Regions from separate parts of the Mus musculus genome. Here regions 2 and 3 are each linked to region 1. A link is a loop called in an ENCODE intact Hi-C map of the cell type or tissue named here. Cell type or tissue: heart. All regions are shown on one strand.

Region 1 (8,000 bases):
CTTTGGGCCAGAGCAAGCAGGGACTGAGCAAGTGGGGGCAGACCAGAGCAAGCAGAGGCCCTAAAAATTCAATCCCCAACCACCACATGAAAGTTCACAACCATCTGTACGGCTACACTGTAGTCACATCCATAAAATAAATAAATAAATTCTATTTCTAGAACATCCTTGATAATATTGATGAGTAAACTGTTATTGGCATGATTTGTCCTAATAGTTGAAAAATTTTAAATAGAAATTGAAGGACACCACACAGAATAACTACAGACATAAGAAAAAATAGCAATACTAAAGAGCTCAATAAACTGATGCAAGATAAGGTATTAAAATAATTTTAGAACCTTAAACCCAAATTTTCCTTATAGTTCCTTAAATGTAAATTTCTACAATAGATACCAACTCGAGCACAGCTTTTCCCCATATTGAAAATGTTAGAATGAAATTAAATTCCTTCAAATATCAAAACAGAAATCATTTTTGGTCCAGACAGTCACCGGAACCTAAACAAGAGCCACTTCTACCATATCAGTAAATCTTCTGACCCATCACTATATGCAAATCCACTGAAATTACAGTCCAACTCTGATGAATTCTGCCTCGAAAACCACCCAACCTCTGGTACCTTGACTTATTGTGTTTTGTGTTACAAAATCCACTAGAGGGACTGGAGAGATGGCTCAGCAGGTAAGAGCACTTACTGCTCTTCCAGGGGACCTGGGTTCAGCTCCTAGCCTCCACTAGCCTCCATGTCAGGCAACTCATAACTCTAACTCCAGCTTCAGAGCCTCTGGACCCTCAGAAGACACTTGCACTCACATACACATTATCCACATGCGAGCACACACCTATACATAATTTACACATAATTCTTAAAAATACCACTACAGTCTGGGTAAGAAAATCTCCTCCTAAAACTATCACCATTCACATAAGCCTTCCTCCAATGTCTGCTCAAACAAACATACAGGATCTACAGCCTGCTTTTAAATGTGTGACACCAAAACTAACCCTATAGTACATTTTTTAATGTTTTATTATATGTGGCTATTTGTGTGGATAACAGAAAACAATTTAGGGAAGTTGATTCTCTTGTTCCACCATATGGGTCTCTCAGATCAAACTTCTATCATTAGGCTTGGTGTCAAATGCCTTTATCCAGTCAGCTATGTCATTCATTTGACAGTTAAAATTTTAATCAAAAGATACTACAACTTAATATCACTTCAAAACAAAACAAAACAAAACAAAATTGTATACTTATTTTTACTGGTTTACTACTATCTACTCATACTCTAGTTAGATACAAAAATCAAATTTTCTAATCAAGCAAATTTGGCCATTAAAAAAAAAAAACCTATACTATCCCATGTCGTGTAAAAAAATTCTATAATGATCCATTAAAGTTTAAGTTTTGCTAATATTAGCACCTACTTAAAAACAAGCAGACTGCCGGGCGTCACACTTTTAATCCCAGCACTTGGGAGGCAGAGGCAGGCGGATTTCTGAGTTCCAGGCCAGCCTGGTCTACAGAGTGAGTTCCAAGACAGCCAGGGCTAAACAGAGAAACCCTGTCTGGAAAAAACAAAACGAAAGAAAGAAAGAAAGAAAGAAAGAAAGAGAGAGAGAGAGAGAGAGAGAGAGAGAGAGAGAGAGAGAGAGAGAAAGAAAGAAAGAAAGAGGAGAAAAGAAACAAGCAGAACACGATTACTAGTATTTCTAACTTGCCAGCAGTATAAAATATTTATTTTTGAAGTTTTAAATAAACCTAAGGCATCTCTGAAAAACCAAAAAGCACCTACCTTTATATAGGGAAATTAAAGGTAATTATTATTTTAGGGAGCCTATTATTTGGAGTTTGATTTCATTTTCAAATCAAATAGTTCTCAGATGGCTAGGCTATAAACCACTCACAGACATCAATCTGCTTCATTTTCCACCATACACCATTTATTTGTAAGCACTTTAGAAAGGCTGTATTTACTGATACGTTAATGTGCAGGCCACTCTCAGCCTGGAGCATCTGGTAAGGTTACAGGTATCTCTAGACTGCATCTGAGAACCAAAGTGCTCTGCCAACACATGCACTACCTTATGTGTGTCAATAAAGCATTAATAGGAATGCAAAAAATAAAAAAATAAAAGTCAAATACAGTCTTTATTTCTGGTCTAGAGTTAAAAACAAAAACAGGCACTTTTTTAAAAATGAAAAGGTTTCACTTTAAAATTAAGGATCTTGCAAAGTCAGCAAAAGTGAAAAGTGGAAGAAGTTGTCTGTGCATTTTGAACTTTTCCTTTAGCTTTAAGATGACAACAGACTGGATAGGCAGAGCACAAGGGACCATTTAGAAAACATATTAAAGACACAAAACCTGAACACAGACAAATATTTGAATGTAGACAACCATTTCAGTGTACTGGATTTTTAAACACTTCCAACTTGGAATAAAATTACCTTACAAAACTACAAAGGTGACTTCTGAGAAGGAACTGTTGTTGAATATACAAAGCATTCCCAAACATAAAACTGTTGTGAAAGTTACCACCCACTTATTTGGAAAGGGAAATCTATAGGAACACGATTCCATCTCCCTAAAACTTCTCACTATAGAGAGTAATAGAAAATGTATTCAGTTTTGAACATTAAGTGTGTCCCTTGTGAACAGATCTGGTTAACGTTCTACCATTTGCCAATAATCTAAGGATCATATTGCTGTATTTTATTAGGAACTGTCCAGATGATTAAAGAGAAATCTTTGACTAAGGATTTAATGAAAATGAAGCAAAACACTCTTAACACTTGTCTTCCCAGATGTTGAAAAGTGGAGATGTCCCCCTAGGATTTCCAAGAAAGTACCTATGTGTAAGATTTATTTATTTTTATTTTCTTTTGGAGGTAAAAGCGTACTGATTGGATCTAACGTAAATGCAAATAACAAAACCTTAGAAATAATTTTACAAAAATAAAATTACAATTAGATTTCCCGAAGGGCCTACAGATAACAAGAATTATAAGCTTTTCTCCTAAGCAAACAGTACCTCAATTAAGAACTACCGGGTTTCTTTTAACCCAACTTATTTCTTCTATGAAACTTTGAAGTGAAGACCTAAAACAAAACGGCAAAAGGTAGAGGGGGCCCGGCGGAAGTAGAAACCAGGGCTTGCAACTTCACAAGAGTGGCTCGGGTTCCTCCTCCGCCGCCCCAGGACCATCGGAACTCAAGAGGCTACACCACTAGAGAGGCTTCCCACTCCAGGCACGGGGGCAGAAGCAGCATCTGAGTTTCTCTCTCGCCTTTCCACCTTGCAAGAAAGGCCCCTTCGGTATAGCTCAGGGCCTGGAGGCTCCCGAGGCCCGTTAGCCAGTGCGATGTCCCCATCTTACACAAACAAACAAATAAAAAAAAAAAAAGAAAGAAAGAAAAGAAAACCACACAAGTGGCGGAGGATGCGCGTGTATGGCCAGAAACGTAAAGCTTCAAGGACCAGCAGCTGCTGGGAACGTGGCAGGCAGGAGCCGTGTCCAGTGGCCGGGGCTCCTGGATGCTGCTGCCGCCGCCACCGCCGCCGCTGCCTTCTCTCCTAGCCCAGGAAGCAGCACGGCGGCAGCGGCTGCTCCGCGCCGGCGGGAGCCGGGGAAGCCCCGCGGCGGGCAGCGGGGGCCCGGGCCTAAGCTCCGGAGCGGCTGCGGCTGCGGTAGCTGCGGTGGTGGCGGCGGTGGCGGCCCGAGCACGGCGACGCTTTACGTCCCGTCCACCCCGCCACACACCCCCTCCCTCCTCCAGCGCCGCCACCCCCTCCCCGCCCGCCCGCCCGCCCGCTCCGCTCTTCCCTCTCTCGATTGGAGCCGAGACAAAAGCAACGGGAAGCGGCGGGCCGGGACGCTACCCGCGGACCCCGGGCGCGACCGGACCAGCCCCGAGGCATTCCCCCGCCTTGAGGGGGCCCCCAATCCGCCTCCCCCGCCGCGTGCCCCGCCGCCAGACTTCCGAAAATTGGCCAAAAACTCACCGCATGAATTTTCTTGTCCCGCGGATCCAAGATGGCGACGTATCCACCGCGGAGGCTGCTGGGAGCAAGACCTTTACCCTCTGACCCCCGCCGTGACCCCCGTCGCTCCGACTCCGCTCGAAGGCGGCGGCGACGGCGGCTGCAGCAGCAGAAGCCGGCGAGCGAGCGAGGCTCGCCGAATGGACGGAACGCCGCCCGTACGCCAGTCGACCGTGAGAAGCACAACGCTCGCCTGGAGCCTTCCCGGGCTTCCGCCGCCTCCCGCGGAAGGTGCGGCGCTGTCTTGTGGCGGTGACCGAGGAGAGTGGGGCCTGGGCGGCCTCTCCGGGCTCCCGAAGCCAGACCGCCGCCACGCCGGGAGCTGCTGCGGCCACGCCTGGAGCTGCGGCCTGGGGTCCGAGCGAGCGGGCGAGCGCGGCCTCGGGGGCGGGGAGAAGCCGAGGGTGGCGTGGGTCCGCCCACCGGGGGACGCGCAGCGTGTTTGTGTTTGTGTTTTCCTCGGACACCCCGCCCCCGAGCACCTCCTGCGGGCTGTCCCCGGGCTGTCCCCAGCCTGCTGCGCGGCGCGGTGCGGTGCGGTGCCTGCGGTGCTTCGGTCCTCCCACCGCCCCGCTGCCTGCGCTACCTGGGTGCGCTCCCCCAGACACCCGCCGCACGCCGCCCGCACCTCCCGAGCAGTGAGTTCCCCTCCGCTGGAACCTAGGCGTTTGATCGCCGCCCCCTCTTCCTTTTCATGCTCCCCTTTTTTTTACCTGCCCCCCCCCCCCCCGGTCTAAACCTGGTGAGAGGAAGTAAGGGGGAAGCGTGTTTTTAAAGCACTGCCGGGAGTACTTAATCTAACCGAACGGTGTTTGTGGCACTTTATTTAGTTCCCGCCCGGCGCGCCCTTGGTAAACCTTAGTGACCAGCTGGCTCATCCACTAGACCTTTTGAAAATACGGTGGCTGTGGTTGGGAACTAAAGTGTTTTGCTCTCCAAAGCCGGACTGTCCCTGAAAGTGAAATTACTTTTTATTGCTGTAATACTCTTAGTTTACACCTTTGAACATCCACAAACTTCGTGTTTTACGGTTACTTAACTTGCTAAAAAGCCTCTTTGTGCTTTGAAGTTGCGAGTTTCATAACGTATCGCTGTTCATGTTTGAGTGGTAGAGCTTACTAATGCGGATTACTACTCATTTGAAGTAAATAAAGTTTCTGCTGTAGTTTAATAAATTACCTCCTTCCAGCCCGCCAGTCTATATAGTTAGATATAGATTCTGTGATAAACGGAAGCGATATATATTTTTATCATAGAAAGCTAAAGGCAAGAAATAGGATACAATAGCCTACGGTGAAATTAAAAGTACCTTTGTCATGGTTTTGAAAGTAATTTGACATAGCAGATATGCAGTATCAGCAGATATGCAAATTTGTTTAAATGCGGACAGGAACTGGTGTAGCCAGTAGAAAAAAAAGGTTTATTTTGCTAGGTTGTTCATTTCATTAAATACTCCTTTTCACCGTTTTGTGTTTTGTTGGTTTTTCACTTTAGGGAAATTCAAGAAGGAACAACACAGTCCTACATGGCCCCTCCCCCAACCGTGCCTTCCTGTCTCGTCTGCTTTCTCTTCCTCTCAAGTTAGCATCTACTGCCATAAGGTAGTGTGTTCAAAGACTGGCTACTCTAGGCGTGTGCAGCTCATGTGCGTGAATGCATGCAATGCAGAGCACCTTAATCTGGCTGCTCGTTATTGGGAGCCCTTAATGTGTATGTAGTAGCATTATCACATTAAGTAACATTAAATATTCTAATTCATTACTCTTCTTACGTATATTAACTTAAAAACACATTTTTGTCAAAATTTAAACATTGCTGTCACTGGGGAAGGTCTGAGAGTATTGCTATGCTTGGACTTTACCAGGTGAGATAAGACCATTTTCTTAATTAATGTGTGGAACAGGGATGCTAGGAAAAACTCCATGAACGTCCTAGCATTTGCTAAAGGCTGTATTGATGGCTCAACGTGACGATGTATGCACTCAATAAAAGATGTATGCACTCAATAAAAATCTTAAATCATCCTGTCGCACCGAAAACTTCTTTTCAGGGCATAATTTCACAGATCTTTATATCTAGCACATGGAAAGCAGAGACAGGCCAATCTCTGAGTTCCAGATCAGCCTGGTCTGCATAGCTAGTTGCAGATGACACAGGAATATATATATATATGTATATATATATATATATATATACATATATATATATATATATATATATACACACACACATACATATATATTAATACCTTGTAAAAACAAAATGACTTCATCTTCAAAGCCAGACATAGTGACATTTGTTGTAACCTATTACTGTGGAGACTTAGGCATGAGAGTCAATCAAAATTTGAGGCTAACCTGAACAACATATTCTATAAGATCTGTCTCCAATAAAACAGCTTCATAACAGTTGTTAATAATGATCATAGTTATCCAATTTGTCTTAAAAATATTTTTGATAGTGAACAGGTCTAATAATTTTGTTACTTTTGCTTGAAAATAGTTCATACTGATGAGTATATTTATGTGGTTTTGAGAGATGTTGTTTTGTGCACCTCATAGAAAACTCGATTGGATTGAGGGGGAAAGGCTTTATTAAGGAAAAAATGAGTTTGTATATATTTGCAGAAGGAAAGGCCTCCCTTAAAAAACAAACCAAAAAATGTGGATATAATACTAGGTTGCTGCCGGGCGGTGGTGGCGCACACCTTTAATTCCAGCACTTGGGAGGCAGAGGCAGGCGGATTTCTTAGTTCAAGGCCAGCCTGGTCTACAGAGTGAGTTCCAGGACAGCCAGGGCTACACAGAGAAACCCTGTCTCCGAAAAACAAAACAAAACAAAAAAAAAAAACAAAATTACTAGGTAGCATGTTTGCCGTGACAAGGAACGGAAAGGACAAGGACCTCAGACTGCCTGGAAAAGCATGGCTGACTTCTCCCTCGCCCGAATCCCATCAGCAGTGACCCTGTTTACAGATTTAGCCTGGAGTTAGGAAGCCACTGTGACTTCTGTCTGCATCCATCTTAGCAGCATTTACTGAGAACTCTACAAATGTTCTGAACCCCGCCCCTTCTCAGCAGCCCACTCCTGTCAACTGTTCCTGTGTACCAGCCAGAAGCATCACTTTAATGTTTTTATTCAGTTATGTTCCTTGGTGTTTTAAAACCCTACTCTAGCTCCCATATGTACATATAGAGTAAACCCAAATGGCCGCTCAAGCTCTGCCTTCTCCTATGCTCTGGTTCCAGCCTTCTTGCACAGACTGCTAGTTGTTTCCCCAAATCCTTCTCTTTCTGAGTAGTAAATGTGGGCACATGGCTACCTGGAGTAAAGACTTCCTAGCCTACGTCAGAGCCACGTGATAGCACTGATGACCAGTTGATTACAATCTCTCCCTCTCTCTAGTCCTTATCATGCAGTATTCTCCCAGAACAACCCTTAGAATAAAAGCAGGTGCCTCTCATCCCTTCGCTCCTCCCTGTTGTGCTCGGCCTGCCAGTGTAACATGTACACATAGGAATTGGTACAACCTTACACTGGTAGTAACTGAGACCCTTCAGGGCTTCATGGGTCAGAACATGGTAACTGCACTACATTCCTTTCAGGTTTTGATCTTAGGGGAAATTGGTTGTTTTTTTGGTTTGGTTGGTTTGTTTTTTAATCAAAACCACTATTTAGAGTTAGACATTGAGCCACCTCTAATCCCAACACCTGGGAAGCTGACTCAAAGAGATCCGCACACATTTGAGGGTAACCTAGACTCGAGGGAAGGAAGGGTCATCCTGGGTTACGTTGTCTCTGGCAGGCCTTCCTTGGCCACCCTCCCTCAGATAGCTCCCTTCATTGTTTATCCTCTAATATTACCTTCTGTAGGAGTAATTGCAAAGTGTGGAAAATCAAGCTAGGAAAACATAGCGCTAAGCCGATGAGATGTCTGGAACAAGAGAAATCAC
Region 2 (8,000 bases), 190 kb after region 1:
ATGCTGATGCAGTTGCCCTGTACTGAAATAAACGCAGCAGAATAAATATAAATGATGAGAATAATAAACTGTCAGTGCTCTGGAATCTCGTGACAGACAATAGGGCGTTGGATTTTCCATAGTTTCTATTGGAAGCTTTTAAGAGGTTTTTTGTTTTTAATATGCCGTGAGAAAGAAAAAAAAAGAATATTAACCTCTTAATATAAGCAGTAATAACAACAATATTTTGATTCCAAATATTAACAATTAAAAGCAATCTCAGGGAAGGACGGGAAGGAACTTCAGTGTGTGTGGGTACGCTTTCTTTCCTTACGGCCCATGCGGAAAAGGACAGTGTTTCAGTGTATACATCTCTCAATAGATGTTGGTTGATCATTATTATGGTCTAGGAAACATGGTCTCTAGCTGTAAAAGACAGCTCATGGACATGCAAGTAGCCTCCCCTTAACAAAACCAACCGAATCACATTTAAAAGGGGAGAACCCTGTGCCTGACTTGCTTCTTCAAGCTAGTATCACGCCAGAGACTCAAACTCCCACAATCCTTCCTCTTTACAGTGAAGTTCTGCATAGATATCCATGTTATCTCAGGTTCACAACAACCCTAAGTGGCAGAGAAGAGTATTATCTGACCGATTCTGCCTCGAGGAAGCGGAGTGCGCAGGAGGCAAGTGACTCATCCAGGATGGAACTAGTTATAATTTGTTGAGCCAGGACTAGCACCAAGCCACCTGACTCTGAGCTTCAGTTGGCTTCCCGGTTATTTTGCATTTAAACAGAGAGTCATCTGGGTGTCACTAAAAGCTGGCTAGAGAGGTCAACTCTGGCCAAGGCGCGTTATCACGAATCTTTCGAAAATATGACCTCATTTTATATTTATGTGGAGCCGTAAAGAAGTTGAAGGCTTGAGACTGTGATCCTTGGCAGCTAAATCTTCCTCCAATTGTATGTCATAAGAACTGACAGAGACTCTTCCGTTCATGGAAGCCAGCCAAGAAGGGATGGGCGCGTTTAAGCAGCAACGTTGGTAAGCTGGAAGTCTCCGAAGCCGAGTTTCTACAGGCTTTAAACAGCGTCTCATCAAAAATGCACCGGACTCTAAATCCTTGGGTGCTTCTTAAGAGCTCAACTGACTCTTTAGAATCAGGCGCAGAAATCAATGATGCGTGCCCTGAAGACATCTAGCTTTGCCAAGTGAAGATTTCACTAGAGTGTTCCTCTGAGTGGGTCTGATAGTTAGCATTCCTGAGTGAGCTGTTAAGCTCGGATGCAATATAAATAGAAGGAACTTAGTGGCTGGTGACAGGAGACTCATCTCTTCTCTGTCCCTCTGCAACCCTCCCCCCACTCTATATCATAACTTAATGGCCTCTGATCAGTTTTCAGGTCCCAAAGAAATACCCTTTCCTTGAGCCATTAGTGTGTTAGTGGTTTATTCGGTGGGTCAATATCTAAGTTGGTGGTCTCTCGTAAATTCTAAAGAGCTGTGAAGACAGAAGAGAATCTCCAGGGTCCGTGATATAAGAGAGTTGACAGGGATGATATTTAGCACCGGAGAGGCCGACTCATTTCTTGTGCCCAGAGAGAGAGGAGAGGAAAGACTTCTTTCTTTTCAAGTCGCAGGGCTGTGAGATCACACACGAAGTCTGGAAAGTGCGAACGGAATGGCTGATTTTGCTTATCTTTTGAAGTTCACTAGACTCACGACTTGCTATACCCTTGAGATTCTATCACTAAAGATGAAAGTCAAAAATTCTATGGGAGCAAGGCATCATGGCTCAAGCTTATATTACCAGAACTTGGGTGCCCGAGGCAGAAGGATCACCCACATTTCAGGCTAGGCTAGACTATAGAGTGAGATTCTATTTTAAAGAGAGAACTGGATGGAGGGCTCAGTGGTTAAGAGTACTGACTTGTCTTCCAAAGGACCTGGGTTCAAATCCCAGCACTCATGCATCAGCTCACAACTCCGGTTGCAGGAAACCGGTGAAACCTTCATCGGCTCTGCAGAATTCTGCACGCACACGGGGCACAGAAATCCACACAATTATACCTGCTCACACACAGAAAAATAAAAGAGAAATAAATAATTTTACAAAGTGTATAGGTAAGGGCTGGTGAGAAGGCTTAGCAGTTAAGAGCACTGACTGCTCTTCCAGAGGTCCTGAGTTCAATTCTCAGCAACCACATGGTGGCTCACAGCCATCCGTAATGAGATCTGACGCCCTCTTCTGGTGTGTCTGAAGACAGCTACAGTGTACTCACATATAACAATAAATAAATAATATTGGGCCGGAGCAAGCGGGGCCAGAGGGAGCAGGGCTGGTGCGAGCTAGTGGGCCAGAGCGAGCAGAGGTCCTGTGTTCAATTCCCAGAAACGACATGATGGCTCACAATCATATATACAGCTACAGTGTACTCATATACATAAAATAAATAAATAAATCTTTTTTAGAAATTGTGTAGGAAAAGAAGAATGAAAATTTAATAAGAGCTACGTACCCTTTTAAATTTTTCATTGTCCCTTTTCTTGTTGTTGGAGCATTGGCTATCTCCATTCCAGCTGTTACAGGTGGTTATTTTAAAAAACCAGATAGCTTTCAAAGCCTTAATGGGGCCAGTATTTACCATTTGAATCCCAAGCCCCAACACTCAAGTACCTTTATTATAAGTCACAGAAGTTATTAGAATTGTACTTGCTTATGTTGTGTGGTTATTTTATAGTACTCTATTCTTGGGGATTAATTAAGTTGATACACAGAATCTGACCTTAAGCAACAGGCAAAGCAGGGAACTAGTACCTTGAAATTTAAAACTTGTCTTAAATGTATTTTCCCAGGTTAAACTTCCACTATGGGATCAGAGGTGCTTAGGGAGTGTGCGATACTCCTGCTCGGCTATTATGAATGCCTCAAAGATAAACTTATTTACAACAGTGTTATGCCTGCAGAAAAATCAGAAAGGATTCAGAGTTTCTATGAGCCCATTGCCCAGTTTCTTGTGTGTGCATGTGTGTGTGTGTGTTTTGTGCGCCCGTGTGTGTGCATGTGTTTGTATATGCATGTGTGTGTGTGTGTGCATATGCATGTGTGTATGCATGTGTGTGTGTGCATGTGTGTGTGCGTGTGTGTGTGACACATGCTTGTGTTCCCTGCATATGAGCCAGTGAAAGGCATCAGTGTGTGAGCATTTCTCTTCTGTTGCCGTCTGCCCTTGAGACGGGGTTTCTCACTGAACTGGAAGCTCATCATTTTGGCAGGGCCGGCTGGCCAGCAAGCTTGAAGCATTTGCCTGTCTCCATCCTCCAAGGGCACAGTCACACGAGCACCCATGCCTGGCTTTCTATGTGGATGCTGAGGACTGGAGCGTAGGTCCTCACACGAGTGCAGTCCTCACTCTTACCTCAGCCTCTCCACAGCCCCTCTCCAGTTAGCCATATGCTGCCCTTTACACATTTGAGTCATTTTGACACATGATTACTAGCTAAAACCTAGAATTTCATTTACACTTTATTCAGACTCCCTTTTCCATTCTTCTTGGGGCCCATACAAGCAAGATGTCACATTGCATTAAGTCACCACAATGCTTTAGAGAGACATACTATACGTACACACACACACACATGCACACACATTTATAATGTGTATGTTTTTCAGGACTCATCTGTTGTCCTCACAATCACGAGGTAATGAGATTGAGAAAAGCTGTTAAGGGTGTTTTAATTGCTAGCGACTGGGAATGCTCAGGTGGAAAGACGATCATCTCCCGGCATGAGGAAAAGCTGCCTGGCTGGAAGCAGCATGGTCCCCAGTGAGCAATCTCAGCTGGAAAGGCACTTCACACACAGAACCTCCCAACAGCATCTGTTCTCCTAATAACCGATGTCAATGTGCCAGAGGTCACCAAAAGTCTGTTGGCTGTGTTGAATCCGTTCCCAAGCCTTTTAACGCTCTCCTGTACATTTTCCGTGGGAAAAAGCAAACAAACAAACAAAAACAATGCTTCAAGCTTCTAATGGAAGTTAATGTAAGACAGTGCTCTCTTTATAGAAACTGCTGTAGGGTCAGCATTGCTGAGCCACAGTAGATGTGGAAACTGCCCACGGTGTCTGCCATGCAGAGGTCTGAATAAGTCATGAGATTTATGCTGAAGCAAACATTTCTTTACGAGAAAAGTAAAATCAGTGAGCCTGTCTCCCGAGGCCACCACCTGAGTCTATTCAGACGATGGTGGGACTCTGGCACCAAGCCGTGTGTGTGGACGAGCGATGCCACAGTTGAGGAGAAGCATCTCTGAATGTGAATATAGGAAACTGGGGGGCCATGAAATGTTTGCTCCCAAGAATTAGCTACCTTCTCCTCTGTTGCACAAGGGGTATGCTATTTTCAAAATACAAAAAGGAAAGTTAACCTGGACATAATACCCATGCCTGTGTCCTGTGTGTGGTTCGGGGTTTGGTTGATGAAAATGTTTCATTATTTGTGTGTTTAGTTACTCTGTGCCTTGGTATCCCACTGTAATCTGTCCACAGTGTTCAAGGACTTCAAGAACAGCCCATATTTGCTTAGGAACCTATCTTTGCTGTCCCTACTTCATCCTAACTGAGGCTTTCTTTTTTTTTTTTTTTTTTTTTTTTTGGTTTTTCGAGACAGGGTTTCTCTGTGCAGCCCTGGCTGTCCTGGAACTCACTTTGTAGACCAGGCTGGCCTCGAACTCAGAAATCTGCCTGCCTCTGCCTCCTGAGTGCTGGGATTAAAGGCGTGCACCACCACGCCCGGTGAGGCTTTCATATATCCCGAGTCACCCGCTCCTCATATGACGTAGGGAACTTAAGGATCATGTCTAAGAAGACACAGATAAAGCCAGAATTCGAACTCCAGGGCGAGTCAGTCAGCCACAGAATCTTAGCTCCTAACCAATCACTACGTCACACTCCTTTTTTGTGTTACGAAGTTTATCTCAAAATGCCACTGAGTGATCAAGTCTTCAATAGCTTGTCAAGGTCACAGTATCAACATGTTTCAACAAGGACACATGTTTCGTGGTATCAGATAGAGGTGTTATTACTCCCGATTACCGAAAAACATCAAACAGTCTCATTCTCACTGATCCGCTGATGGAAGTGGCTTCCAGGGAAGCCTGACATTCCACGGTCCTGTGACATGGAGCTGTAGTACGTGTGACTTGGCACTCAGCTTCCGAAAAGCTAGCATCATGGTGGAATCTGGTCAGGACGTGGTTGTCCCCAGAGGATGGCCTTTTATTCCCTCTTCCCAAGACAAAGGGCTATGCCATGCTGTGTGGAGTCCTGGGAACAGTGGGCAGAAAGAAGGAGAGGAGACCGCGGTAGGCACCAGCCTTGACATCCAAGGGACTGTGCCACAAGGCAGAACAAGGCTCTGGAAATAGGGACTTTTGCCATCTTCGCACAGAAAATTCCATACACATCAAAGGTAGCAAAGGATTTCATTATTGAGCCAGAGTTGTACTTTAATGTTTACATATATGTATATGTGTAAACACACACACACACACATACCACACTTGCATGCACACAGTAGTTTGCCTCAATTCAAGCTCAGCGTCACACAATATCCACCCTCTCCGACAGCTCCACACCTCCCCAACCCTGTCACAAAATCTCTGTATTTAGTGGGTCCAAGTCAATATGGCCTTTTCTTCTCAAAAGCCTCAAAATGCTAAGACAAGACAGGCTTATTCTGACCTCTGTGCTTCTTCCATAAGAGAAGCTGTGTTTTCAGAGCCACCAGAGAAGTGTTTCCTTCATAGTTGTGACAAAAATCGAATACCGTGTTTTCTCAGTCTCTGGCAAACACTTTATTCTCCTCATTGGAAGCCCTTGGAAGCCAAACCTGAAAGGGTCCTTCAGAAAATGATATGGGTGCTTGACAGAAAAGTAAAAGAAGTTGTGAGAGAAACAGCAGCTTCTGTTAAGCTTGTCCCTGAGTGCTTTTCTGTGGTAATGTCCTCCTCAAACTTGAGCAAATTAGTTACAACGTCGATAGAAATAAAAGAAGTAATCTGTGAAGAAAATCCCAGCAAAAAAAGGATCCGTCGAACAGTCGGCTAAATCCTGGAAAAGAGAAAAGAGAAAGACCAGTGTGAAAGTTAACTATCGTTAGTGTTTCTTTTATCTATTGAGAGTTTAATTTCCTACTGAAAAGAAAAATGGCGGGGGTGGTGGGGTGGTGGGGGGAGCTTGCTTACTGGTGCGGCTACCCGGAAATGGTATGCGCTGTCGGAGAACCGGGCCACGGGAAGCCTCCAAATGTGCTGGTATCCCTAAGAGATGAAGGAGACACGCCCATCTCAGCTCACATGTTACAGCTCAGTTGGAAGGAGAGCAGGCTAGGGAGGCACGCCCTTGACAACTGTAGGAGAGGCTCTAGGACAACGGTTTTTGATCTATGTCGCTAGAACAGTCTGTGGTCTCTTAAGGATGCAAGGAAGATGCCGAGCCAAGCGAGGTGGCCAAGTTCAGCTAAGAAGGGGCACTGGTGTTTGGTTCCAGGCATCCTTCCCTCAATAGGGAGCAGAGGCTGTAGTCCTAAATAACCTCTGCTGGAACCAGGACATGATGTTAAGGAGCCAGGAAACATTACCTGTGTCATCTGAGCATCTTCTCCATCGCTCTGGGTTCTTTCCCGTTGACTGCGGAAACATATATTCCCTAGCGTGTATTTGCACTGGAAGACTATCAGTGGCTCTGTTGTGCTTGAAGAGATGAAGAAAGAGAGCAAAAGTAGTTAGTAGATTCTAGCAGACTACATTTTGATAAGAAGATGAACTAACTAGTGGGCACAGAGCTAACCCTCCCTGAGGCTGTGCCATACTCAGGGTGACTATTGCTCTGATGGATACCATGACCAGAGCAACTTGGGGAGGAAAGGGTTCATTTGGCTTATGCTCCCACTATGCTGTTCATCGCTGACAGAAGTCAGGACAGGAACTGAAACAGGGCAGGAACCTGAAGACAGGAGCTGATGCAGAGCCATGGGGTGGGGGGTGGGGGAGGGGGTGCTGCTGCTTATTGGCTTGCTCTCCATGGCTTGCTCAGCCTGACTCTCCACAGCATGCAGTTGGGCTGAGTGGCACTCCTCCATTGATGAGTAAAACTAAGAGGGAAGGGATATGAAGCCCAGAGGAGACAGAAGAGACAGAGGTGGCAAATGGTCAAAGATGGGAGCACAGCCAGGGAAGGCAGAGAGGATAGAGGAAGGGAAACAGAAGACGCAGGAGCAAGGGGTGAGACTGGAATTGAGAAATGGAATAAAGCTTTCACAGGAGAGGCTCCTTGCACAAGTTTGAGTGAAGTGGGCTGAAAGTTGATTATTGAAAGTATGAGGTGACAAGCCAGATAGGGCAGCACACACCTAGAATCCTGGCACTCAGGAGGTAGTTGCTGGAGGGTTGCCAGGCCAGACTGAGCCTCACTGTCTGAAAATACCCACGCCACGGACAGGAAACTCAGTGGTAAAGCACTTGCCTGACATGCTTGGGTTTGGTCCACACCGCCACGTGCACACGCATGCGCACATGCACACAAACACACACACATACACAATGAATTCTGAGCTACAGAATGATTCAATTATAACGTTTTCAAGTTTTAGAGGGATTGCAGTTATAAAGCAGGCTTATTATTCATTGAGTGCCCTGTGGCTCAGGAAGGGGCACTCACTGTCTTTACACACCCATCCTCTTACAAATAGGCAAAAGAATGGCCGGGAGCCACACGTGAAGCCTGTTTCTGCCATTTACTAGCTATAAATTCAAAACGTGTCGTTTATGTGTGTTACATGTTCATGGTGTGCATATGTGGAGGTGACCTCTGGGTCAATGTTGGGTGTCTTCCTCTATTGCTTTCAACCTTAGTTTTGGGGACAGGGAGGCCCAGAGCTCACCCAAGGCTAGACTGGCTAGCCAGTGCATTCAGGAGTCCTCCTGTCTCTGACTCCTCAGCGCTGGGCTTACAGACAA
Region 3 (8,000 bases), 250 kb before region 1:
CACTCTTGTGTGTATTGTATGCACATGTGAGCTCACTTAGAAGCGGGCACACTCACCCTCATGAGTGACTGGGTGGAGTCCAGATGTTAATATTTGGATGTCATCTTTTGTCTATCAGTTTTCTGCTCTTTTTAAAATTTAAAACTGTCTGATTTTCTTTGTGAGTTTGTGGGCACACACATACCGTAGCACATGTGAGGGGATCAGGTGACCATTCCTGGGAGGCAGTGCGCTCTCCTTGTACCACGTGAGTCTCAGGACTGAAACACAGTTCACCTGGCCTGGCAGCAAATGCACAGACCTGCTGAGGCACCTCACCAGCCCACATCTGATTTTTAAAGACGGGACGTCTCAGTGACTCTGAAAGTCATGGCTTCAGCTGGACTTCAGGCTGTCCGGAGAACTCCCGGGATCCTCTCGCCTCAGCCCCCAGCACTGAGGTTACAGGCCTGCGCATGCGTACGCTTTGCACATAACCCACTGAGCCATCTCTCCAGCCCAACAAACAAACGTTTTGAGACTTCTTGATTCTTATACACAATTTATAAATACACTTTGAAAAAAATTTTCTGATGTGTGGCTCCTTTTTTCAACTATGGGGTCGAATGCGTTTTGGTGAGTAGTGGCGCTTGATTTTGACATTTGACTGATAAGATCTCTCATAGGCGACTCTTGGCATCACGCTTGAAACCTCTTTGTTTAACAACGGGCCACAGAGACTCTTCCTTGGAAGACTTTTAGTTTTAGGATTCATGTGTATATATGTGTATACATATATAGTCTCTCATATACACATATATCACTCAAAGACAGCTTTGTTTATATATAATGCATATATGTTATATATGTTTCTTCTATTCTAATAAAACATTTCTATGATCACACATGCACACGCACACACACACACACACACACACACACACATATATATATATACACATATATATATATATATGAGAGAGAGAGACATACACACATATATATAAATGGATAGACAGATAAATAGATAGATAGATAGATAGATAGATAGATAGATAGATAGATAGATTATATGCATATGCATTCATTCATCTTTTTCTGGACTTCCAATTCTGTCCCATCTACTTAACATGTCTGCCTGTTCTTTATTCATTCTGTCCTGATTACTGTAACTTTCTAGTAAAATTGGCTATTTGCCCTTCAACTTTGTTTATGTAATTAGTGTGAGGGGGCGATGTTTTTGTTTCATTTTTGTCTTAACTGTTTTAACGGATAGTTGCAGTTCCTTTGCTTCCCATATAAAATATTAATCAGACAGTTCTACTGAACTACATATGCTATCATTTTTAGTGAATATATTCACATCTTAATCTAAAAGCTAATGAGCTTTAAGGAGGTCCACTGATGCTCTGATTATTGTGTCTTGAGGAAGGAGCACAAAGAGGATCAAGTATCTGTGGTCACTAATGGGTGGGATAGAGATGCCAACAGCTATTAATTAGAAGGTCACAGGCTTGGGGTGGGAGAGCTCTGACTCGGATACCTGGCTGATTATTTTGTCAAGCTCTGGTGTGAGCTGGAATGCTGATCTTTGGCCTTCTCATTAGTAAAGGAAACATGAAATCAACTTTGTAGACACTTTTGAATAGTAGATAATCTGACCTCTAAATTGTCTTCTGCTCTAACTAAAAGATAGCAGGCATTCACTACTTATTATAATTACCAAGACTATAATTTTATATATTACATAGCACATATTATCATGGAATAGTCAGAAACAATGACAATAGCCCTTTGGAGGATATACTTATAAAGAAATGACCAGCTTGCTAGTCCATAGCCTAACCACCAGTTTAACAGAATATCCCGTTGCCACTCTGAAACAGTCATTGGCTCGAGTAGATGGTTTGATTTGGTGTTCTTGTAGAATATGTATGGATAAAATCATATCAAGTAAAAAAGTTCTCTAAAGGATCAGACTTTATTATGCAAAATTCAAAGCCAAAGCTCGTTAGTAAGCATTATCTCACTGCAGACCTGAACTGACTGTGATTACTTGAAAGCTGATGTAGGAGCCACTGTTTGAAGTGGTTGAACCCTGTAGAGGAACAGGTGCCACAAGGAACAGGGTGAAAACCTCACTGCAAAACCAAAGAAAACCTGTTGTGGTTGTTGTTATTTAATCAGTCTCCGTTTTTGACCCCTTATTCTTACCGTGCCTTGGCTGACTAAGCACAATGTGTTCCATCCTCTCTCTACTGTACTTTAGTGCCTGCCCAGGTGACTGACCTGCACGTCAACAACCAAGGGATGACCAGTAGTCTGTTCACTAACTGGACAAAGGCACTGGGAGATGTAGAGTTCTACCAAGTTTTACTGATCCATGAAAATGTGGTTGTCAAGAACGAGAGTGTTTCCAGTGATACCAGCAGATACAGCTTCCGCGCCCTGAAACCCGGCAGCCTCTACTCCGTGGTGGTGACCACGGTGAGTGGAGGGATCTCCTCCCGGCAGGTGGTGGCGGAAGGAAGAACAGGTAAGAAATGCAGATAGGCCTTTGTAACTTACAGAGACCTCCGTATGTGGAATTTTTAAACGTCCTAAAGTCAGGCCTCTCTGTTTCCTTCCTAAAAAGCCAGTTTTCCGTGCCAGGAGTACCTGGAATTGAAACTGGCTGATGGGTGAGAACAGGAGAGAATACTGAACCTTTCTTATATCTCCAGTAAACACATCTCAAGTCATGATAACCACTTGGTGTCTGAGCCTTTTCTAGTTGGGAGCTGTTTTCCTTTAAATTTGTGTTTTATTTTTCAATTAAGGTAAAGAAATAATCAACTATCTTCCACACACATAGTCTTATTTTCAAGACAGAGAAGCAAGATGATATCCACTTGACAAGGTCAAAATTGGGTTGATGTAATTCTCAGGTGGCATTTGTAGAGTCTTGCTGTGTTGCCCAAGTTGGCTCTGAACTCTTTGGCTCCTACCAGCCTCCTGCCTCAGCCTTTCCAACAGCTGGGACCACTGAAATATAAAATGTGCCCCTGTAAAAGTCACATATCTGTGTGTTGTAAGCAACATCATCGAATGTTCGCTCAGTGTTGTATGTCAACTAAACACTGCTTCTTACAAAATAGGATGTAACCTAAGACGACAAATAAGTATCATTGTGGCTATCTTTGTCAGAGAGGCTCGGCACCAGAAGAGGAAGGGGAATTTTTCTACCTAATCCATTGAAAGTACATAACTTATTATTTCACACAATATGTGAAATTTATGTTCCGAGTTTCTTAGGGAAAAAAAATACAAAAGCCTAACCAAAGCTTTGATAACTATGGCTAAACTCAGAATCAGGTCAATAAACTTGACCTCTTAATGTTATGTAATCATTACAAGCTGGGTTTCAGGGGTTCTCAGTCCATAAACCTAACACTCAGATATTAATTACCAGCTGTAGTGTCATACAAAAATCTCTTTCCAAAATCATCCATCTCACCGACTTCATTAACCCAGAAAGCACGGCTTTCTTTAGCTCTCAGGGAGTGGCTGAGAAACTGAAGCCAGGGCTCTTGGTCTCAGTAGAAGCTCACTGATGCGTGCCAGTGCTCTCATTCCATGACAATAGACACTGTCACCGGTGTCTTTCCTGACACACTCTTTCTTCTCTTGTGCTAGTTACTGGCACCGCACTTTAGTGTGGTACAGTTAAGAAGAACTTGGCATACATCTTCCAGTGAGTTGCATCCTGCATTGGTCTGGTTAGACTGAATGCCATCCTGTCTCAGCTCCTGATTGGTCAACTCTTTATATGGGTTCTTCTCCAAGTAGAGAAACTAGGGACCCAGGCTCCTGGGACCCAAGAGTTTCCTTCCTCTGGGTTCTCGTAGCTCTCTCCACTTCTCCAGAGAATAGGGGTACAGCTCAGACATGGCCCAGATCATTAGGCCTGGACATAGAGAGAGGAAACATGAGACACTACTGTGTACAGACAATGACACACACAGAAGCCCCCTAGCCACACTACTGTGCACACACAGTGACTACAGATTCAAGGAGCTCCCTGCATTAGTACAGTTTTTACAGAGCACACTGTAAAATGATTCAGTGATAATCATTAGTAATTCCTTCAAATACTCGATATATTGCTCAATATTCAAGTGGTTTTGAACAGTCTTCTACTTTCTCAGATAGGCTTCCACAGAGTTGAAACAAGCATGCAAGAACATTTGCAGCCTAGATCAAATGGGAGGAGCTAAAATTTAAAGCATCATCTATTCTATCCATCTAGTCCCGATCTGAGAAAAACGTTCATTCTAGAGAAATACCAAGTAACTCTTAAGTCTATTTTGTCCTAATCAAGTGAGTTATGCTTTTGGCAAAACTCTTCTTGGTAATTCTATGTTTTCTAAACAGCCTGTGCACGGCTCATCAATTGTGTGTGTGACAGACTTGGAGCTTAATTCATAAAAATCAGGAAGTATTAGACCATAAGGACTTGGAGGCTTCACTGAGGTCAAATCCTATCTTTTGCATGCAATGTAGTGGTCCTGTTAACTATATGAAAATAACCAGCTGAACGTTAAACCGCCCCTGATGAAAACAAGCGTGCAGTCTGTGCACACTCTGAGAGTTCGGTCTACCATCACCAAAGGCAGTTCTGTGTCCTAGCGCTTACCTCCGATGCATAATGAACATTTTATTCAACACTCCCCAGTTACTAATTCCTCATTTCTACCTTGTAGCCAGGAAAAACCTTAAGGTTTATCTGTTCCATTTTTATACTTATGAAAAAACACAAGCTTCTTGGTGGACATTTGTAGCATTGATCTCTAACTGATATAAACAAATGGTAATATTAACACCAAAGAGATGGTTGCCCAGTCAGTCACAGCAGAGAAAGCTGTGACCAGAGGGGCAGGCTTCCAGCATGCACTTTTAAGCTTGTGGCCACTAGAGGGCAGAAAACGCTTTCCAAAGGGACAGCAGGGCCTCCCGCTGTGCTTTCTATTAAATTCGCCAGAAATAAAAAACACATGAAAGTCAAAGGCAACACAGTCTAAATTCTTCAGAAAAATCCATGGAATTTTTTCTCTTTTGCCCTCAAGTATCTTTGTTTTTTATTTGTTTGGGTGTTGTTGTCGTTTGTTTGTTTGGGGTGAGTTTGGTTCAAACCGATTCATTTGAACTGCTAAAACGTGTTCCCTCTCCTATTGAGACCCTCTTGGCTCATTCACAAAAAATACCCCTGAAAATGTCTCCCCTCACCTAGAAATCCCATAAAGTCACAGTGGCAGCGTGCGTGCGTGGATCCTGAGGCACCTAAAAGCCCTCCTTGTGTTTTTCTTTCATCAGCCCTCGGATGGAAGAGAGTTTATCTTCCTAAAGCCACTTGGGATCCTGGTATCTCCTTAACTTCCAGTCCAATCAAGTCAGCCCTCCCAGCGCCCAGGTTTTATTGAATGCAATGGTTAACTCAAACTTCTTGCTTTGTTTTCTTTGACGACTTTCCCCCTGGTTTGAACTCACAGTCCCGTCCAGCGTGAGTGGGGTGACAGTCAACAATTCTGGCCGGAATGACTACCTCAGCGTTTCCTGGCTGCCGGCGCCTGGAGAAGTGGATCACTACGTGGTGAGCCTCTCCCACGAGGGCAAGGTGGATCAGTTCCTCATCATCGCCAAATCTGTCAGCGAGTGTTCCTTCAGCTCCCTCACCCCGGGCCGCCTCTACAACGTCACTGTAACCACCAAGAGCGGCAATTATGCAAGCCACTCCTTCACCGAGGAACGGACAGGTAAGGATTATGAGGGTACAGGGCCACCACGGAGACTGTGAGGCTCCGGGGCGTCAACAACTTGCAGTGATCCTGAATAAAAAGGCCGTTAACATCACAAAACTGCCCAAGAATCTTCCTATTCTGACTGAAGAGACTCGGTACCTGATTACGTTTGCAGGAAGACTTCCCTACCTTTCTTTTTTTTTTTTTTTTTTTTTTTTTTTTTTAAGATTTATTTATTGGTTATATGTAAGTACACTGTAGCTGTCTTCAGACACTCCAGAAGAGGGGGTTATGGATGGTTGTGAGCCACCATGTGGTTGCTGGGATTTGAACTCCGGACCTTCGGAAGAGCAGTCGGGTGCTCTTACCCACTGAGCCATCTCACCAGCCCCTTCCCTACCTTTCATAGTTGGAATTCATATTATATTTAAATATAGAATAACAAATATTTCTGTTTTAAGAGTGCTTTTTGGCTACTGGAATGTGGGTTCACATGCATTAACTAATTAATCCTTACACGTTCCTTTCTGAGATGGGCGTTATTATTCCCATTTTACAGATTAGGAAACCAAGTTTTGGTTTGGTTTGGTGTTTTGTTTTTATTTATTTGAAACAGGGTTTCTCTGTGTATCCCTGGCTGTCCTGGAACTCACTCTGTAGACCAGGCTGGCCTCGAACTCAGAAATCCGCCTGCCTCTGCCTCCCAAGTGCTGGGATTAAAGGTGTGGGCCACCACTGCCGGGCCTGGAAACCAAGTTTTAAGACAGCTAAATCATGTGTCCAACGATTTGTTACTGATGAGCAGCCACGAGTTTTAGATCTTGGACTTAAACTTAGCTCTGTTCCATTCCAGAGCCTAAAAGTCTCTTGGTTTTATAATCTTTCCCAAAATATGTGATGGTCAAGACTACTGTGCGTCCTTTGAACACAAGGTAAAAATGTGACCCTTTGTAGTCTCCAGACTAGGGAGCAAAACTCTCAGCCGAGGATGGTCAGGTCTTTGATGTCCTGGAAGGAACTAAATATAGAGAACCATGACTTTAGATCCACTGGTGCTTTCTGAGGTGTACGTCTGAACTTCCTGCTCGAGGCTGACGTCGTTTTCTGTCAAGTCTTTTCCACTAGACTCTGGGGTGACTCTTGCACATGAAACTGTTCTCTTTCATACAGGACAATGATGTCACCCTGTTAGTGAGCTCCGATGCTGGGGCTGAGCGGGAACTTGGTAGTTCCTGGTAGACGTATCATCAGAAGCAAGGTTTTCCACCTGGTGGCCCCTAGGTAGACTCTAGAAATATAGTAACCCCTGAAGCTGTGCCAAGTAAAAACGGGTCGGCAGTTTCTTTTTATGTATATCTTTAGTATTAGTTAATTATGTGTGTCTTCTGGTGGATGTTTGCATGTGAGCGCAGGGGCTTAAGGCGTCTAGAAGAGGGTGTCACAAGCCCTGGAGCTGAAGTTGCTGGTTGTGACGAGACAGATGCTGTGTGGTGCTGGGAACCAAACTCGGGTCCTCTGTAAGAGCAGGAAGCCCTCTAAACCGCTTAGCTGGCACTGTAGCCCCTGAGTCTTAATGAGAAACGATATTTCTACCAGGTCTCAGGCCCATACCTTGTGTCTTCTCTCCCCAATTAAGAAACCCCTGTTTACATCGCTACAGAATGCTTGCATTGAAATGGTCCTTCCAATGGTCCCTCTATCTTCTGATTTTGGAGATGATGAAAATCCCAGAAGCAAAGTGTGGCTTTTCCGAAGTCACAAGTCTAAACTGTGCCAGAGTCCAGGCATTATGTCACACCTTATTTAGAAGTGCTAATTGAGAACAGAGATTATCTCTACACAGCAGATAACCTGAAGTTTAATTATGCTGATAATTGCAATCATGACTTAGATCAGAAAAGCCACTTTTCACTTCCAGAGCAATCGTATGTCAGACCACCATATCGATCAACCCTGGGCCTAAAACTGATTAGAAATTAAGGCTATGTATGTCTCCTGACTACTAACCCACGACTTCCAACCCACTGCCAGTTAGCATTCCCTGTCCATGTGACTCTAATATTGTAAGGCCTTTTGCTAAGGTCTTCCCAAATGCGAGAAAAGCTATTTTCTGCTCAGAGCAGCATCGTGACTCTTTCACCAGTGTGAACTCGGATTTGGTCCTCGACTGGCAGAGGCCAATGACTCTTACTGAGGACTCGTGTCTGAGCTGCTGTCCTGCTCATTTGGGCTGAGTGTCTTCAC

The links. Peaks named below come from ENCODE experiments on the same cell type or tissue, not always from the same donor. Only the 100,000 strongest peaks of a DNase experiment are listed, where the experiment ranks them.
Region 2: a loop joins it to region 1, with 2.5 times the contacts of the local background. A loop is called at or near these places in 5 of 42 quality-filtered maps.
Region 3: a loop joins it to region 1, with 2.6 times the contacts of the local background. A loop is called at or near these places in 7 of 42 quality-filtered maps.

What each region holds. Positions count from the first base shown.
Region 1 is chr10:116,577,445-116,585,444 of GRCm38, forward strand. Cnot2 (CCR4-NOT transcription complex, subunit 2) reads right to left here and starts at 4,067. Exons shown (of 16, transcript NM_001037846.3): 1 at 4,009-4,067. In heart, no CTCF peak of the experiment used is centred here; DNase peaks (open chromatin) are centred at 4,067, 4,337 and 5,617; H3K4me3 peaks cover 3,474 bases; H3K27ac peaks cover 2,103 bases.
Region 2 is chr10:116,770,722-116,778,721 of GRCm38, forward strand. It overlaps Myrfl (myelin regulatory factor-like), which reads right to left. Exons shown (of 25, transcript NM_001033333.3): 23 at 6,623-6,734; 24 at 6,228-6,302; 25 at 5,824-6,093. The coding sequence ends at 6,007. Among named protein-coding and RNA genes, the nearest start is that of 4930579P08Rik, 45 kb to the left of the region's middle. In heart, no CTCF peak of the experiment used is centred here; DNase peaks (open chromatin) are centred at 950 and 3,810; H3K27ac peaks cover 1,089 bases; H3K27me3 peaks cover 533 bases.
Region 3 is chr10:116,325,702-116,333,701 of GRCm38, forward strand. It overlaps Ptprb (protein tyrosine phosphatase, receptor type, B), which reads left to right. Exons shown (of 32, transcript NM_029928.2): 8 at 2,249-2,515; 9 at 5,508-5,771. Among named protein-coding and RNA genes, the nearest start is that of Gm26495, 11 kb to the right of the region's middle. In heart, a CTCF peak has its summit at 4,920 (motif pointing right); no DNase peak of the experiment used is centred here; H3K4me3 peaks cover 921 bases; H3K27ac peaks cover 579 bases.